Linked DNA regions of Homo sapiens: region 2 is linked to region 1. A link is a loop called in an ENCODE intact Hi-C map of the cell type or tissue named here. Cell type or tissue: GM12878. All regions are shown on one strand. Each heading gives the region's core, and the rest is flanking DNA. Links, peaks and the distances in the headings are about the cores only.

Evidence for each region. Peaks named below come from ENCODE experiments on the same cell type or tissue, not always from the same donor. Only the 100,000 strongest peaks of a DNase experiment are listed, where the experiment ranks them.
Region 2: a loop joins it to region 1, with 8 times the contacts of the local background. A loop is called at or near these places in 1 of 110 quality-filtered maps.

What each region holds. Positions count from the first base shown.
Region 1 is chr5:160,838,992-160,847,607 of GRCh38, reverse strand. All of the region lies in intron 1 of ATP10B (ATPase phospholipid transporting 10B (putative)), which reads left to right. Among named protein-coding and RNA genes, the nearest start is that of ATP10B, 8.9 kb to the left of the region's middle. In GM12878, for the core only: no CTCF peak of the experiment used is centred there; a DNase peak (open chromatin) is centred at 4,207; H3K4me3 peaks cover 638 bases.
Region 2 is chr5:161,309,691-161,313,690 of GRCh38, reverse strand. The region is part of intron 9 of GABRB2 (gamma-aminobutyric acid type A receptor subunit beta2); the gene reads left to right. Among named protein-coding and RNA genes, the nearest start is that of GABRB2, 240 kb to the left of the region's middle. RefSeq lists an enhancer at 2,150-2,379. In GM12878, for the core only: no CTCF peak of the experiment used is centred there; DNase peaks (open chromatin) are centred at 1,532 and 2,170; H3K27ac peaks cover 1,965 bases.

The DNA of each region.
Region 1 (8,616 bases), core at 2,393-6,392:
AAGGAGAAAAAGAGAAGACAGTGTTTCTTTGGTCTTGTATAAAACACTAACCAAGTTTAACAGCACAGGTTCTTGTTAGCAGGTGCCACATGGAGTTTTCCCTCTCAGTAATCCAGGGGACAGTTCTAACTGAGGTTTGGGGGTTCTTTGGGAAGTAGCAGCAATACATAAGGGGTCACCGCAAGGCTGTACTGTTATAAAATCAGAAGCTGTTATCAGCTTATTTATTGCTTACAATATGCTTGTGAATCTGGAGACCTAAAAACAGAGAAATGGCGAAACTTGCTTCTCTTCCTTAGACGATAAAATAGCTTGCATTGTCTTTTACATAACTGACTATTATAGAATCCCAGAAGCTAGATACACTCAAATATTGGCAATTCTGATGAAATGCCCCAGGAACTATTAGACTTGATTTAACAGGCACTGAACTGAAAATTAGCATGTAAGACAGAGAGAATGTGCTTGCAATCATGCAGACAACAGTTCAAATTACTCTCTTTGAGCTCCAGTCTCCTTATCTATAAACTGAGGATAAAATGTTTCTACCTCACAAGATTGTCCTGAGAATTAATCGAAGAGGTAATATTGGAAGTAGCCAGAACATCTAACATTAACTGAGTACTTACTATCTGCCAGTTGCTATTTCAAGGGCTTCAACCGCATAGGATCATTTAAGCCTCAATAAATCTCTGAGATAGTTACTATTATTAGCTCCATGTTGTGGATGTAGGAACTTATACCAGAGAAAATGTAATTAACTTGCCAGCCACAATGTGGCAGGAAGAGACAGAGCCAACATGGGAACCCAAAAAGTCTGGCTGCAGATGCTCCTTCTTTAAGGCTTAAAAACACTTGACATTGTTATCAGCATTTCATATGAGTTGAACCATGTGAAATTATAAATACTTGACCATTTTTGACATAAAAATAGCAATTTTTTGTGGTGGTACCTACTAAGCGCTGGATATGTATTAGTAGTAGCTACAGTTGCTACTACTGCTAATAGCAGCAATCATAATATTGATTTTATCCCAAACCCTCACTCATTAAGGAATACAGGTGGCATTATAGAGTAAAAACTACTAGCTTGGCGATCAGAAGCTGGGTGAACTCTAGGTCTTAATTCTCCCATTTGTAAAATAATGGGATTGGTCTTTTCCAGTTTTAATTGTCAATGGCAGAACCTTAAAAACTACCTATGAGGAAGAACCAGATATTTCTGTCCAATCTATCTTGGACCAATATCTAGTTCTGTTATGAATGACTAGTATATAGTTCCTGTCATATACAACTCACCATGTGAGTTTGACAATACCCAAATTGGTACCTAGCCTGCTCAACACGGCAAGTTTAGTGAGCACATGCTTGGATATTGTACTAGAATCAAATTTAGGCACTCATTTCTAAATACCTATTTTCAATGCCTGTACTTAACTTGCTACAACCCAATAGTAAACAGTTTGTGGACTGACACTAGTTTATGCACTACCCTTTCAATAGCATTGGAACTCTGTGATATATATATAAATAAATTCTTAAAGGGAATATGTGCATGTCTGTGTTCCCTTCTTTTAGAAATGTATTCTCTTTGGAGATTAGAAATGAGTGTCCACAAAGCAAAAGAATATTTTTAAAAGAAAGACCACAGATGGATCATAAAAACAATAGTACTTGGGGCATTCATATAAGATAGGGAAAAGACATCAGCGTGTACCAAATTTTGTTAGTACATGTATTTTTTTAATGTTTTTTATTTAAACAATAATTAACAGTCTTTGGTGTCATCATATTTGAAGCACTAGAGAATTAGAGATAAATGAGACATGGTGACCGTCCTCATAGCTCACAGTCTAGCCAGAGACCCCAGAATGTTAGCACATAATTGTAGAATAGTGACTAATGTTCTGAAGGAAGATGTATTTAATTTGGCTTGGGTATCACAGGGGGCTCTACGCTTTCAGGTGTGATTTCTTACATTTTGTTGTTTAGAATGGTTTTACTTTATTTTTTTAAAAAAACTTTTTGTTCATTTATGACACATACAATATGAACTAATCTGAAATGCACAGCTTGATGAACTATAACAAAGTGAACACTTTGTATGTAGCTACCACTTGATCAAGAAATAAAATGCTACCAGCTTTCGAGAAGGTCCTGGTGTGCCTCTTCCCAGTCACCACCCTCTCCCTTTTCACAAATGTAACCACATTCCTAATTTCCAACACCAAGAACTAAGTTTGCCTGTTCTTAAAACCTGTGAATGGAACCACACTGATATGTTCCTTGGTGTCTGGCTCTTTTGCTTAATGTCATGTCCACAGTCATGGTTCCCAAACTGCGGGCTAAAGCATCCCAGGGTACCACAATGTGCTCATAAGGAAACAGCAGGATATTTTTTAAATTTTAGAGTCACATAGTGATAATTGACAACTTTCAGACACTGAATGAAATAATAGCCCATAGTAGTTCAGTTTCAACATTAGATTGTGCTACATTTCTTTTGATGCTATATCTTTTAACACCAGATTTTCAAGAGTATCTGTGATTAAAAGCAAGTACACACAAAAGTCAACATGAAACAAATAAGGGTGGCCAAATCCGATCTGATTCCAATATTCAAGAAGCTTTGGTATGCCCAACAGGCACACAAATCCTATTAGTAATTTCTTGTGGTTATTTAAGGATGAAAAATATCAGTTTTTTTCTTTCAATTTATGTGTATTTTTAACATGACCGCTAAGTTATTATAACATAAGTATTGGTCAGGGACAGTGTCTCATGCCTGTAATCCCAGCACTTTGGGAGGCCAAGGTGGGCAGATCACTTGAGGCCAGGAGTTCAAGACCAGCCTGGCCAAGTAGCAAAATCCCATCTCTACTAAAAATACAAAAATTATCAGGACATGTTGGTGCATGCCTGTAATCCCAACTACTCAGGATGCTGAGGCAGGAGAATCACTTGAACCCGGGAGGTGGACATTACAGTGAGCCCATATGGAGCCACTACACTCCAGCCTAGGCGACAGACCAACACTGTTTCTCAAAAAAAAAAAAACAAAGTATTTATTAAGTTATTGGGACCTTACTACTTCATAATCAGAACTATTATGTATTTCTTTTGGTGTGGTGGCACCTGTGAAAAAATTCCTACGACACTAAGGGAGCTAAGAAAGTTTGAGAAATCTCATTATGAGATTCATTTTTGTTGCTTCATGGAATAGTCATTTGTTAATTTTCATTTGTGTGTGGTTTTCTATCATGTGAGTACACCACAACTTACGTACATTTTCTACTCTTGATGGAAATTTGGATTGTTTCCAGGTTGGGGCAATTATGAAGAATGTTCCTATGAACAGTTTTTGGCATATCTTTTAGCACATATATGTGTGTGTGTGTATATATATATATTTCTGTTGGGTATGTATTTAGGAGTGAAGTTGCTGAGCTTTAACTGATACTGCTAAACAGTTTTCTAAATTAATTATTCCAATTTACATTCCCACCATGGTTGTTGGAGAGTATCAGTTGTTTTACTCAAAATAACCCTTAATATTTGAAGTTATTTTAATACTAGTAAATGTAGGCATATACAGATTTTTGTACTTTGTAAAGCTTAATTCAATTTTGGGGATTCTACTTAAGAAAATAATACTAAACAAATTTAAGTTTAAAATGAGTAATTATTAAAAATGAGAAAATAAATTACAGAAAAGTATAAAATTTTAAAGCTAAAAAATAACCCCAAATATTACAAAATGAAAAAAACTTGAGAAAAATAATATGAATTCACTGCCCATCACACCCCTGCATTGTTTTGTTCCTATGTCCTTTTGCTGGACATTCTTGAATTGCCCCTTCAAAACAATTTTGTATTCTCATTTTTTATGGAGAGATAGATTGGTCTTTGTTACAGTATGTTTGATCAAAACTTTTTAAATATAGTTTAGAAAAGTTTCTTTAGGTTCACAATTTGTCAAATTTGGGGAAATCTCTATCAGATTTTTTTTAATGAACTGCAGATTTTCAGTTCCTTTTAAGTTGCATGGTAAGCTTAAGTGCTCTTTGAATTGGAACACTCATTAACAGCTTTTTTTTTTTGTCAATGCTCTGTTGGTAGTAACTTACGTGTTTGCTTAGATACTCCTCTTTGTTGACATCTAAATCAACGAGGCAGGCAATAGGGTATACCTAGAAGCCATTTCTACCTTTGGAAAGCTGGCAATTAGTTACTCAGTAAGTACTCAGTAGGTAAGGCAATTAAGTACTCAAGGCTGACCACAAACCACTAAAAATATTTCACTAAACTGAAACTAAACATATCCCCAACTCACTTTAACCCTTACCAGTTCCCACATATACACATAGCTACTTCTATTGAAGTGATTATATGACTTATCTCCTCTTTTTTCTAAACCTCTTTATGTTGAAATATATTAGTTGCTTTTCTAACATGAAGCCAGCCTTGCATTCCTGGAATGTATGCCACCTGGTCATTATGTATTAGCCTTTCTATCAATCTCTGGATTTGTCTGGAAATATTTGGTTTAGGATTGTTGCTTTTATGTTTATAAAAGATTGACCTATAATATACTTTTGGATTTTTCTTTCATTTTATTTAAGGTGTTCATCTGCTTTTGGTATCAATGCTCTGCTGTCCTCATAAAATAAATTGGGAAGTGTTTTCTATTTTTATGTTTTCTGAAACAACTTGTATAAGATTGATGGTACTCCTTAGCTCTTGGAAGAAATTACCAGCCAAGCCACATGGGCCCTGATTTTTGTGTGTGTGTGTGTGTGGGAATGTTTTAAATAATGAATTCAATTGCTTTAATAAATATAGGATGATTCAGATTTTCTGTTTCTTCTTATAAAAAAGAGGCTTTATTTTTCTAGGGCTATATCCTAGAAGAATTATTATTAAATAAATTTTTAAATTTATTGATACAAATGTGCTCATATCTTCCAATGGTATTATTTTTAAAATATCAGTTGAATTTTTAATATTCCTTAAGTTCCCTTCATTCCTTTGGTTATTGGTTATTTGTTTCTTCTCTTTTTTCTGTTTTATCAGTTAGCTTTTTCATAGTACCAAATTTTGGATTTTTAAAATTCTTTCTGCTATATTTTTTATATTGACCTTCTTCCGTTTACATTTGTTGGGTTCCATTCGCTCTTTATTTTTTTATCTTCTTGTAAAATATACTTAAACAATTGGTTTTTAGCCTTTCTTCTTTTCTAATATAGGCATTTAAGGCTATCGTTTCCCCAATCATAGCTTTAGGTGCATCCCATACATTTTGATATGCCGTATATTCATTTTCATGTAATTTAAGATATTTTAGAAACTTCCATTTTGATTTATTCTTTGGTCCATGGGTTATTTAGAAGTTATTGCTTGGTTTTCAAACTTAGGGGAAAATGTTTTTTAGTTATCCTTTGGTTACTTATTTCTAGCTTATATCTATTATGGTCTGAAAACATGTCTATCATTTCAAGTCTTTGAAATTTTTTTGAGACTTGCTTTATGGCTAGCCTGTGGCCTATTTTAATAAATGTTTCATGAGCCCTTGAAATCCTTGTAGGCCGGGCGCGATGGCTCATGCCTGTAATCCCAGCATTTTGGGAGGCCGAGGCGGGTGGATCACCTGAGGTCAGGAGTTCAAGACCTCCTTGGCCAACATGGTGAAACCCCATCTCTACTAAAAATACAAAAATTAGCTGGGCATGGTGGCACGCACCTGTAATCCCAGCTACTTGGGAGGCTGAGGCAGTAGAATCGCTTGTGCCCAGGAGGCAGATGCTGCAGTGAACTGAGAGCTTGCCACTGCACTCCAGCCTAGGTGACAGAGCAAGACTTCTTTAAAAAAATAATAATAAATTAAATAAAAAGAAATCCTATGTAAAACTAGGAGTATACAGTCAAATACCCTGTATTAATTGGGTTAGTTACTTCTTCCTCTCCCCTTTAGTGAGGTTATGTTATTTATTTGAAATATAGCTGAGTTTATTTTTCAGTTTTATTTTTCTCCTTCCCATCTTTGTCAATTTAATTTTTTATTGAATATAGAGAACATTAAACTACATCTAAATATCAAAATTATACAAAAACATATGCTCAGAAAAGTGACACTGCCTCCTGTATTTCTTCTGCTTCATTCCCCTACCTCATATGGGAGCCAATGTTGTTCTTGTCATTGACTTCCTGGGTTTCTCTTTGTAAAGATAAGTAGATGTACACATATTCTCTTACTTCTCCTTCTTTCTTTTATACAAGGTAACATGTAAGCTTCTTTGCAATTTGCTTTTTTTTTCACCTAACAATGTATCCCAGAGGTCATTCTACATCAGTTCGTAGAGATCTTCCTCATTCTTTGTTTACAACTGCATTGTATTCCATTGAATGTATGGGGTTATAGTTTAATCAGTGTCCTATGCTCAGACATTTTGGTAGTTTCCTACAGATATTACTTTAATGAGTAGCCTCATAAATATATATGTATCTTCAGGATAAATTCCTAGAAATGGGCTGCTGAGATGAAAGACAGATGCATGTATAGTTTTATTAACTGATGCCAAATCTCCCTCAGTAAGGATTTTGCATTCCAACCAATCTGCATGCCTACCAGTAATTCATGTTTTCCACAGCCCTATGAACGAAATATATCATCAAGCTTTGAATTTTTTGCCCATCTAAGTGAGAAATAGTATCTCAGTGAATTTTAACTTGCATTTATCTTAACATGAATTAACTTAAATAGCTTTTCATATGTTCAAGGCCCATGCTTATATTATTTTATAAATTGCCTCTCTTTTTCTTTTGTTCATTTTGCTATAGAATGATAATTTTTCCTTCTTTTCCAGTTTGTCATTTGTCTTTTGACTTTGCTTCTGGTATTTTTGCCATATGTAGTCAGTTTATCAATCTTTTATCACATCTGGACGTTTTAGTATCAGCTAAAAACTTTTTCATAAACCTAGAATATAGGGGAACTCACCAATATTTTCTTGCAGTAAAGTTACATTATTTTACATTTAGAATTCTGATCCATTTATTTTCCTATATATGATATGAAGAAGGAATCTGTTTTTCTATTTGTGAAAAAATGGTTATCCAGTTGCCCAACATCATTTATTTAAAAGACTATCTTTTCCTTAGTGATTTGAGATACAACCTTTTTAATATACTAGATTTCTATAGATTTCTATTCCGTTAGTCTGTTTGTATCCTCATGAGCCACTACCACACTATTTTAATTATAGTCTTTACAGTGTTAATAGGACTATACCCCCTTCATAGCTCTTCCTAGTGACTGTTTTTCTACCTATTCTTATGCATTTATTTTTCCATGTGAACTTTAGTCCCAATATATCTAACTTGACAAGAAAGCTTGTCAATATTTTCTTGGGTGAATCTATAAATTAACATAATTAACAGATATTAAAATAATGAAAAATGAGATTTTCATTATGTTGAGACATCCTAAACAAGAACAAGGGCCATCTTTCCACTTTCAAATGTACTTTTGCATCTTTCAGAGGTATTTATAGTTTCTTCATATACATTTGAACATATCTTATTGTGCTTGCTCCTAAATATTTTTGTTGGTATTGTAAATAAAATTTTCTTATTATATATTTTACCTATTATCTGTGTACATGAATGCTATTGAGTTTTGTTATAGCTTCATTCTATAATGTGGTTTTTAGCATTATAAAATATCTTTTGCCTCCTGTTATGCTGTTTTCTACTTTGTCCAATATGAGGATTTCAGTTCCTACTTCCTTATTGTTTTCATTTGCCTAGTAAACAGGCAAATGCTTTTGCCCATTCCTTTATCTTTAGCCTTTTTAAAAACTGCTATATTTTAGATATGTCTCTTATATACAACATAGAGTTGAAATTTGATGGGTCAATTTGAGAATCTTTTTATTTTAATAGGTGAGTTAAACTCATTTGTGTTTATTGATATAACTGCCAAGCCTCTCATCTTATGTTGTAATTACTATAAGCACTATATTTACTGTGTTTTTTCTATCTGATGTTCCTTTGCTTTTCCTTTTCCCTTTGGCTATTATGAAGTTTTTGTGCTTTTGTTTTGGTGTTTAGTTTTATACCTTTGTGGTACCCTTGACTTTTTTTGGTCTCACTTAAGCTTTTAAAGCTTTCAATGGCTACCCCTTCTCATAACAAAATCCAATATCTTTGCCATGGCCCATAAGACTTTTCATAACATAGTTTTTGACTACATATCTGAAGGGTTTTTTTCTGCCACTCTGCACTTAATCACTGAATTCCAGCAACTGAACTTTCTTCGTCATCCTAAATATATTCTCATCTGAAGTCCTTCACACTTGAGTTTTCTCCTTCAGAATATCCTTCTCCCTTCCCCAAAATTTTTACACAATTCAATATCCCATTTCATTCAGGTTGTATTAGTCAGTTTTTTGCTTTACTATAAAGGAATACCTGAGACTAGGTAATCTATAAAGAAAAGAGGGTTAATTGATGTATGGTTCTGCAGGCTGTACAAGCATGGCACCAACATCTACTCAGCTTCTGGTGGGGCCTTAGGAAGCTTACAGTTATGGTGGAAGGCAAAGCAGGAGCTTGCAC
Region 2 (4,000 bases), core at 1-4,000, 470 kb before region 1:
GGAACAGCAGCTGCCATTTGGAAGGTGGTAACTTTGAAGTTGATATCTACCAGGAAAGTGATCACAAGGGCAGAACTCTGACTTTTCCCATTTTCCTAAGATCTATTTCTAAATTCAGTAGCATTGGCTCTCTCAGTCTAACGGCAGTCAGTCCACTGTCTCGGTGGTGGTGTTTTTTGAATCATTAATCAGAATGAATAGTCTATGGTACAGATAATACATGCTGCTGAGTTTCAGAGGACGGAGGTGTTTTCTTCAGATGCATGTTGAGGAAAAGATTCACACAGTAAAAGGTACATTCCATCTGAAAAAAACGTAGTGGGGAGGGGCGCAAAGAGCTGCTCAGTCCAACCAGAATGTATGTGTCTACCATAGAATTACAGTAATTTAACCCTGGAAAGAGGTTTAAAGGATTCTATCATTTTGTAAATGAAAAGACTGATACCTAGAGGAGGGAGTTACTAGTCTAAGGTCACAGAGCAGTTATATAACAAACACGAGACTCTATTCCAGGCCTCCAGTATCGCGGGCTCATTCTGCAGCACTGCTTCTCATTCCTTGACTTCACAGGACATAACAGCTTGACCTGCATCCTTCCTCAGTCCCTGGCATTGTTCCAACAAAGCTGATCTGAGAAATGCTAGCACAAAGGAAACCATTCCGGTGCAGTAGAAAAGGTTCTATCCCTTCTCCTACCCACAGTGTAAAATCGAGCAAGCCACTTCCACTATCTGGACTGCTAATGATGTCTTTCAGAAGCTAGTGTTTACCAAGAGCTTACATAAAGCCAGGAGCTGCTCTGGTTGAGTTATCTCTTATCGTCCACTGCCCCATAACAGCACTTTATAGAGAGGTTCATTCTCAGACTGTAACATCAGAATCAACAATCTAAGAATGTAAAGTCCCTCATCCCTGGATTTGCTGAATCAGAATTTCTGTTTGCCTAATAATACAAATTTCGGCAAATTTCCAAAACGACTCGATGCTCACAAAACTTTAAATCTTGCTGGTTCACTAGGTGATATATTCTCAGTTTTACTGATGTGCTCTAATTTTACTAACGTGAAAAAGTTGAGGCCCAGAGAAAAGTAACGTATTCATTCACACAGCTAGTTAGTGGCAAACCTGGGATTTGAATCCAGGTATTTTTTGTTTTGTTTTGAGAGTTTTCAATATTTGACCCAGAATCTAGCTGAGATTTTATTCTTTGGCAAAGCATCAGATTATCAGCTGGGGTTGACCTTCCTTCTTACCTTTCTAAATTTATAATTTTCTTAATTTCCCAACTCAACTTGCAGCTTATGTTTTATAAAGTTAGCAACTTTCACTGTCTGCCGTCATCTTCAGATCTCAGAGCTAAGGGTAATTTGGTGTTAGAATGAAAGAGAGAGATATTTGACAAGGCTGTGTCAAATTAACAAGAATTCTAACAAGGGAGTTGAGGAGTGAGAGCGGATGGTGCATTTGACGAATACTCACTGGGGTAATTCACTGTGTAATTGGCCAAATGCACAGAAGCCATCAGACTGCAGCTGCACAAGGCATCCCTGGGTGAGGTGAATTCATAGTTCCCTCTACATCTTAGACTCCCCTGAGGGTTTAGTCAGTACCTTGGTTGAGATTGATTTAGCATTCTGAAAGGGGAGCACACACACACACACACACACACACAAAACATTACTGATTAACTCTTCTACCCTTTACCAAATAGATGAAGACCATTTAGCAGACTTGGAGAGGTAACCAAGGTTCTTGGAAAATTCTTCCCTGTAACACCTGTTTTATAAATCCTATAGTCATTGACTTTTATAACTTTAAGGGATCTAAGATATTATCTAGCCCCGTGCTTCTTCATCTTTAACATGCATAAAAATGACCTAGGGATCTTATGAAAATGCAGATTCTTATTCAGTAGGTCTAGGGTAAGGCTTGAGATTCTGCATTTTTAAAAAACTTCCCAGAGATGCCAAAGCAGCTGATCTGTGGACTAAATTAAATAGCAAAGATCCATCCTAGGAAATGTAAATGAGTTATACCTGAAGTACCAACTCAGAATATCTCTTGGTTGCTGCCTTGAGAACTACACTGAGGATTCTGTAGTTGAGTCTGAGACCAGCTGGTCAATTAGCAGTGCCTAACACAGGTTTAAGAACAGGAAACCTACCTGAAGATACTCTTTCACTTTTACGTACAGAAATTGAAACCCAGAAATTTCAGTGACTTGCTCAGGGTCACATAACCAAGTTAGTGGTAGAACTAGGACTAAATAAAGCTGGAATATAAATCTAGATTTCTCTATCTGAGTTGCACATTTGAATCACAGATTGCGTGTGAAGCTGTTTTAAAATATCTTTCTTCAGTTCTATTATTGGCAGCCATAGAATCCAATTTGAATTCAAGAAGCCAGGGTTACTCAGCCTAGCTAAGTCTCTGAAAAGCTCTGCAACTTTGTGGAAAAATATTTCTCAGGACCTTTAGTTTTATTATCCATGAGATGAGGAAGTCCATGCCTGGTATGTCAAATATATTCTAATGGTGTAGATGGCAAGGAGATCAAAGATATGAAAGCAGTTAGACAAAACCTAGGGGACTTACATGAGGGCATTTTTGTTAAAATTGCTTTAGGATAACGGCCAGGCGTGGTGGCTCATACCTGTAATCCCAGCACTTTGGGAGGCCGAGGCGGGCAGATCACGAGGTGAGGAGATCGAGACCATCTTGGCTAACACGGTGAAACCCCGTCTCTACTAAAAATACAAAAAATTAGCCGGGCGTGGTGGTGGACGCCTGTAATCCCAGCTACTGGAGGCTGAGGCAGGAGAACGGCGTGAACTTGGGAGGTGGAGCTTGCAGTGAGCCGAGATTGCGCCACTGCACTCCAGCCTGGGCGACAGAGCGAGACTCCATCTCAAAAAAAAAAAAAAAATGCTGTAGCATAACTTTAAACTTTCTTTGAAGTTTTTTATTTTTTGAAAAAGATATTAAAAAATCTGTGTGTGTGTGTGTGTGTGTGCGCGCGTGCGCGTGCGTGTGCATGTGTGTGTACACGAAAGAAACCATGCCATCGTCCTAGGTTGAATTTTAACTGAAATGATTGCAATTTTGAGTTTGTGATAATGAGGCTTTTCTGATTTTCCACTCATCTTTAATGTATCTGGCCTATGAAAAATCATGCATAGGCATGGGAAGAAAGAGAGAGAGAGAAACAAGCAAGCCAGCCAGAAATCTTGGTAATGATTTCTTGTTCTGAGATAAGGTGGCTTCCAGTAGCAACAAGGCTTCATGTTTCTCCATTCATATCTAAGAGAGATGGAGATTTATTTTTATACAAAGGCTTCAAGAAAACTTTCCTTTCATTTCTCTATTTTTTAACTTCTATTTTAAGTTCAGGGGTACACGTGCAGGTTTGTTTCATAGGTAAGCTTGTGTCATGGGGGTTTGTTGTACAGATTATTTGATCACTCAGGTATTAAGCCTAGTACCCATTAGTTTTTTCCTGATCCTCTCCCTTCTCCCACCCTCCATCCTCTAGAAGGCCCTAGTGTGTGTTGTTCCCCTCAATGTGACCATGTGTTCTCATTATTTAGCTACCACTTATAAATGAGAACATGTAGCATTTGATTTTCTGTTCTTGCATTAGTTTGCTAAGGATAATGGCCTCCAGCTCCATCCATGTCCCTGCAAAGGATGTAACGTTTTTCTTTTTTATAGCTGCATAGTATTCCAGAGTATATATGTACCACTTTTTTAAAAAATTTAGGGCCAGGCGCGGTGGCTCAAGCCTGTAATCCCAGCACTTTGGGAGGCCGAGATGGGCAGATCACGAGGTCAGGAGATCGAGACCATCCTGGCTAACACGGTGAAACCCCGTCTCTACTAAAAATACAAAAAAATTAGTTGGGCATAGTGGCGGGCGCCTGTAGTCCTAGCTACTCAGGAGGCTGAGGCAGGAGAATGGCATGAACCTGGGAGGCGGAGCTTGCAGTGAGCCGAGATCACG